2 separate regions of the Homo sapiens genome follow, and region 1 is linked to region 2. A link is an interaction called in ENCODE POLR2A ChIA-PET data of the cell type or tissue named here. Cell type or tissue: PC-9. All regions are shown on one strand. Each heading gives the region's core, and the rest is flanking DNA. Links, peaks and the distances in the headings are about the cores only. Region 1 has its middle 100 kb from the start of MATN1-AS1. Region 2 has its middle 69 kb from the start of NKAIN1.

Region 1 (2,912 bases), core at 171-2,670, 550 kb after region 2:
CCGCTAGTCCCAGCTACTCAGGAGGCTAAGGTGAGAGGAGAACTTGAGCCCAGGAGGTTGAGTCTGCAGTGAGCTGAGATGGTGTCACTGCTCTCCAGCCTGCACAACAGAGCAAGACCTTGTCTCAAAAAATTACTTCTCACACTCATTCACGTGTGACTATATCCTTTCTTCCATCATTAGTGCCCCCATTTCTTCTTTCATTTATTTGTACTTTGTTCAGATATTGTTTTCTTAGATTTTAATATAAGTGGTATTCTACCTCTCATTTACTTCTTTTTATTTATTCATTCTTTCTTTAATTGGCTCATCCATTCATTCGTTCACTTACTAATATGCTTTTTCATGCATGACTTCATTCATTCATTGCTCTTTTATTCATGCATGGGTTTGTCCATTTATTCATCAAACATGTATTGTTCGCTCATAAACTATGGCCGTTTTGTGTCTGGTCTGAAGTGATCCAGCCTTGTTCAGCTCTCCAGCGTTTTCTGGGCATCTCAGAAAATGCTGGGCAATTTTCTTAAGTAAAATTCTTTGTCAAAGTGTAACAAGATGACACTGAGTTTCCAAGATTGGGTGACTAGGAGAGTTGCTCAAACCTTGGACCCTGGGAACACAGTGAGAGTTAGGTTAGAGAGAAGTTGAATTCACTTTTGGACATATTGTGTTTGAGCTACCAACAGCTCACCCAGGAGGAGACATGGGATATGTGGAAATGCAGAGATCAGTGAATTAGGCCTGGGGTGGGAGCAGAAGACCTGGGGTGGGTCTCACCTCTGCACACCTTGCCTGGGACTGTGTATAGCAGAAGCACCTTTCCTGTGATTTCTGTCTCTCGCTGTTTGCCCAGGGTGTAATCAAGAAATGGTGAAGTCTGAAGAGAAAAAATTTGGTCATCTTGACCACCACCCAGCCACTTGTTCCCTGATGTGTTTCATTTTGAAAGTGGTTTCAGGCAAATTTTAGCCAAGTTGATCTTTGCTGCCTTGCTGAGCTACTTCAGCTCCCAGGAGCACCTACTGGGTGGAAGACACTGAGTTTGGGACGCTGGGATCAGGCTGAAGTTGGTTTACTGGGTGGGTCTGGAAGAGGCAAACACAAAAGTTGACCCTGAGGTGGTGCATGCCCCTGTTCCTCCTTGGCATGTGGGCTGGGGTCCACCTTCTGCAGGTAGGTCTGCCCCTCTCTCGGGGTCTCTGCTCCCAGGGATGAAGGGCTGTGGGTGGCGATTCTCCCGGCAGCCAACTGCCCAGGTCTCCTGAAAAACCTCATCTCCCAGGGAGTCCCTGCCTAGACCTAGAGGGAAAAGTGAGATGCCTCATTCTGTTTTCAGGCCCAAACAGCTTTCTCCAGTCAAGTTTCACCAGATACAAAGCTGAAAGTCCATTTTCCTGTTTGGTCCTAACTAGCAAAGGAGCAGGATCTCTGTGACTGGCCCTGGGAGAATGACAGCAGCTCTCTGTGAGCCCACACTGCAGTCCCTCCCAACCTCAGCTTTCGTGGCCATCTCAGAGAGAGGCAGAGCAGCCTCAGGTCCCTCCTTCAGGCTCTGTCTTGAGAATTCAGGTCTGGGCAGCTGGAACAGGAGTGTGCAATTTGGAATCAGTTGAAATCCAGCTCTGGCAGGTGACTCACCAGCAATGCAATCTTGGGCAGGTCCCACCACCTCTGCGAGTCACAGCTGCCACATTCACGCAGTGGGGATAATTATCCCCACCTTCTGGGACTATGGGGAAGATCGAGGTGATAGAGGTGAAGATATCTAACCAACTCTGCTGCCTCATTCATCCAGGGTGAGTCACAACATTCTCACCGAGAGCGACATTTCCTCTCACTTTTGTTCTTTGAATCAAAGTCTCAAGATCAATAAGATTGTCCTTCCTGCCTCCTCTCCACTCCTTCATTTATCATCCTTCATCTTTGACTGATTTATAATTTTAGAAGTTGGAAGGAATCATAGAGACCAAGGAGTCCATGTTTTACACATTGGGGGAATGGAGGCCCAGAGAGGAATAGCAACAGGTTCAAGGTCACCCTGCCGGCTTGGGGAAGGGTCCTGACACCTGCCCCCCAAGAGTGCAAGCCCCATTTTCTTGTCTGCTGGGCTGCACCTCTCCATTTTCTTGGGTCCCCTGTGATCTACTGGGAATGCTTTCCTGATATTTTCATTGAAAACAAAACCCAACAAAATGAATGGTATCTTTAAATTGCTACATTGCTCTGTGGCTGTTTTCTTTTCTTTTTTCCTTTTAAGATGTACACACACACACACACACACACACACACACACACACACACTGCTCCCTGCCTGTGTCAACCAGCCAGATTTTCTAATCTAAACTGACAGTCAGTTTCACTCCAGAAGAAATGTGTGTGATCTCTTGCCCGTGTGAACATAGTGTGCTATTGATATAATCACCGTCCAGTAAAAAGCCCACTGAGAGAATATATTGCAGGAGGAAGGGTTTAACTTGGGAAAACTCAAGTTGCCGCACACATATATTTTACCTCTCAAACATTTTTTTTTAAACCGAGGAGGAATAAATCACTTTTAAAGGTTACTTTACCCTTAAAAAGAATCTGAATGTGCATCTTTCAAGCACATGTCGTATGTGTGAGATGTCAGCGTTTTATCACTTGTATAATCCGGCCCTCTTGTCTTTTCCTATTACTCCGAAGACCTTGGCAAGCAACTTACCCCCTCACCATATCATCAGTGATATTTTCTATGCAGTCTGAAGATTTGTCTTTGTTAATCTCCTCTGAGAGATGACGTCGGTACTAGGCCAGAGCAATGTGGCCAGACAGCCAAGAGATTTCAATTTAGGGCTCCCAGAACTTTCAGTATATGAGTCATCACAGCTACCATCGCCTGAGGGCCTACTGTGCGCCAGCACTGTGTCAGACGC
Region 2 (2,912 bases), core at 246-2,745:
TCTGGATGGCGTCAGCTGGGAACAGCAAGGTCTGCAAAATATCTCAAGCACTGATCTTAGGTTTGACAACAGTGATGTTATTCCCAGGAGCAATTTGAGGAGGTTCAGGCTCTTGCAGCCAGAGCCTGCATGGTTCTTAAACCGTAATTTTTTTTTTTTTTTGAGACTGAGTTTTGCTCTGTCACCCAGGCTGGAGTGCAGTAACAGGATCTCGGCTCACTGCAACTTCCGCCTCCCAGGTTCAAGCGATTCTCCTGCCTCAGCCTCCTGAGTAGCTAGGATTACAGGCGCCCACCATCATACACCCAGCTAATTTTTGTATTTTTAGTAGAGATGGGGTTTCACCATGTTGGCCAGGCTGGTCTTGAACTCCTGACCTTAGGTGATCTGCCCGCCTTGGCCTCCCAATAAACCATAATTTCTAATCATGTAATTTCTTTTTTTCTTTTTTTCTGAGACGGAGTCTTGCTCTGTCACCCAGGCTGGAGTGCAGTGGCGTGATCTCAGCTTACTGCAAGCTCCAACTTCCGGGTTCACGCCATTCTCCTGCCTCAGCCTCCCGAGTAGCTGGGACTACAGGCGCCTGCCACCGTGCCCAGCTAATTTTTTGTATTTTTAGTAGAGATGGGGTTTCACCGTGTTAGCCAGGATGGTCTTGATCTCCTGACCTCGTGATCTGCCTGCCTCGGCCTCCCAAAGTGCTGGGATTACAGGCGTGAGCCACCGTGCCCGGCCAATAATTTCTTAGTCCTATGAAGGCAGACCGGTCCCCAGGCAAGAAGGGGGTTTATTTCAGCCGGGTGCAGTGGCTCACGCCTGTAATCCCAGCACTTTGGGAGGCCAAGGTGGGTGGATCACGAGGTCAGGAGATCGAGACCATCCTGGCTAACACGGTGAAACCCCATCTCTACTAAAAAAATACAAAATTTAGCCGGACGTGGTGGCAGGCACCTGTAGTCCCAGCTACTGGGGAGGCTGAGGCAGGAGAATGGCGTGAACCCGGGAGGCAGAGCTTGCAGTGAGCTGAGATCGCACCAGTGCACTCCAGCCTGGGCAGCAGAGCAAGACTCAGTCTCAGAAAAAAAAAAGAAGGGGGTTTATTTCGGGAAAGGGCTATTATAATTTTTGTTTCAAAGTTAAAGTATAAACTGAATTCCTTCCCAAGGTTACTTTGGCCTACACCCAAGAATGAACAAGGGCAGCTTAGAGGTTAAAAGCAAGATGGTGTCGGTTAGGTCAGATCCCTTTCACTGTCATAATTTCCTCAGTTACAATCTTTGCAAAGGTGGTTTCACGTGAAGGGAGGGGGTCCCACGAATGGGGAGGCAGTCTGAGCTCTCTGCCTGTCCCTCTTCCGGCCTCAGCCTCAGTCACCCAGAGGAGGTGGGGGCAGTCCCACTCTGCCCCACCCCTAACCAGGCGATGGAGGCCACACCCTGCCTTGGGCCTCAGTTCCAGTGACTCAGCAGTTCCCCTCAGTCAGCCCTGGAATGAGACTGAGCAGGCCCAGGCCAGCTGGAGCTCCAGGGAGCCTTGTGTTGGGTATCCGACACTACTGTTGGCACTAGTTCTTTCTCTGTCAACAACCTGTGACCTTGGGGAACTACTCTCACTCTGCTCTTGGTGATGTCATCTGTGAAATGAGAGGGCTGGACTTTGCTTGCATGATACTCATTGGCTGCTTTACTGCTGACATTCTGGGATAGAGCTTCTCAACCTTCACTATACTTGGGATGCCTTTCTAAAATACAGATACAGCTAGGCACAGTGTCTCATGCCTGTAATACCAACACTTTGGGAGGCTGAGGTCGGCGGATCACTAAAGGCCAGGAGTTCAAGACCAGCCTGGCCAATGTGGCAAAACCCCGTCTCTACTAAAAATACAAACATTAGCCAAGCGTGGTGGCCCACACATGTAATCCCAGCTATGGGGGAGGCTGAAGCATGATAATTGCTTGGACCCAGGAGGCGGAGGTTGCAGTGAGCTGAGATCGCACCACTGCCCTCCAGCCTGGGCAACAGAGCAAGACTCTGTCTCAAAAATAATTTATAATAATAAAATAAAATATAGATTCCACTAGGCTCAGTGGGGTGCACCTGTAGTCCTAGCTACTTGGGAGGCTGAGACAAGAGGATCCCTTGAGACCAGGAGTTTGAGTCTAGCCTGGGCAACATAGTGAGATCCTGTCTCCTAAAATAAAGTTTATAAACATATATACGTATAAATTTTTTAAATAAAATACAGATTCCTGGGCTCTACCTGCGTAACAGGTTATAATTCATTGGAACCTGGAGCCCACGCATCTGAATTCATCCTTCAAATGTTTATTAAGCACCTGCTATGTGCCAGAAATTGTGAATAAGCAGTGAACTAAACAGACAGTAATCCCTGCTCTTGGTGAGGATGTCTCCTGGGAGGATGCACACCATAAATAAACAAGGGGCCTGGGGAAGTGGCTCACACCTGTAATCCCAGCACTCTGGAGGCCAAAATGGGAGGATTGCTTGAGCCCAGAAGTTCAAGGCCAGTCTAGACAACATAGCAAGATACTGTGTCTACAAAAAATTTAAAAATTAACCAGCTGTGGTTGCACATGCCTGTGGTCCAGCTATTCAGGAGGCTGAGGCAGGAGAATCACTTGAACCTGGCAGGCAGAGGTTGCAGTGAGCCAAGATCGTGCCACTGCACTCCAGCCTGGGCAAGAGAGTGAGACTCTGTCTCAAAAAAAAAAAAAAAAAAAAAAAAAAGAAAAGAAAGAAAAAGAAAAAGAAAAAGAAAAAGAAATGCTTAATGAATACCTACTATGTTCCAGGAACTGTCCTAGATACTGGGCTACAGCAGTGAACAGGACAGACAAGGCCCTAGATTTCTTTCTTACAGCTTACCTACTGGACAGAATCAACATAAATGC

The links. Peaks named below come from ENCODE experiments on the same cell type or tissue, not always from the same donor. Only the 100,000 strongest peaks of a DNase experiment are listed, where the experiment ranks them.
Region 1: POLR2A ChIA-PET joins it to region 2 with 7 read pairs; 1 of 35 experiments calls an interaction of 5 or more read pairs at or near these places.

What each region holds. Positions count from the first base shown.
Region 1 is chr1:30,617,336-30,620,247 of GRCh38, reverse strand. No RefSeq gene overlaps it. Among named protein-coding and RNA genes, the nearest start is that of MATN1-AS1, 100 kb to the left of the region's middle. RefSeq lists enhancers at 1,079-2,278, 2,496-2,665. In PC-9, for the core only: no CTCF peak of the experiment used is centred there; a DNase peak (open chromatin) is centred at 1,697; H3K27ac peaks cover 2,173 bases.
Region 2 is chr1:31,169,544-31,172,455 of GRCh38, reverse strand. No RefSeq gene overlaps it. Among named protein-coding and RNA genes, the nearest start is that of NKAIN1, 69 kb to the left of the region's middle. RefSeq lists an enhancer at 1,300-1,549. In PC-9, for the core only: no CTCF peak of the experiment used is centred there; a DNase peak (open chromatin) is centred at 1,525; H3K27ac peaks cover 1,193 bases.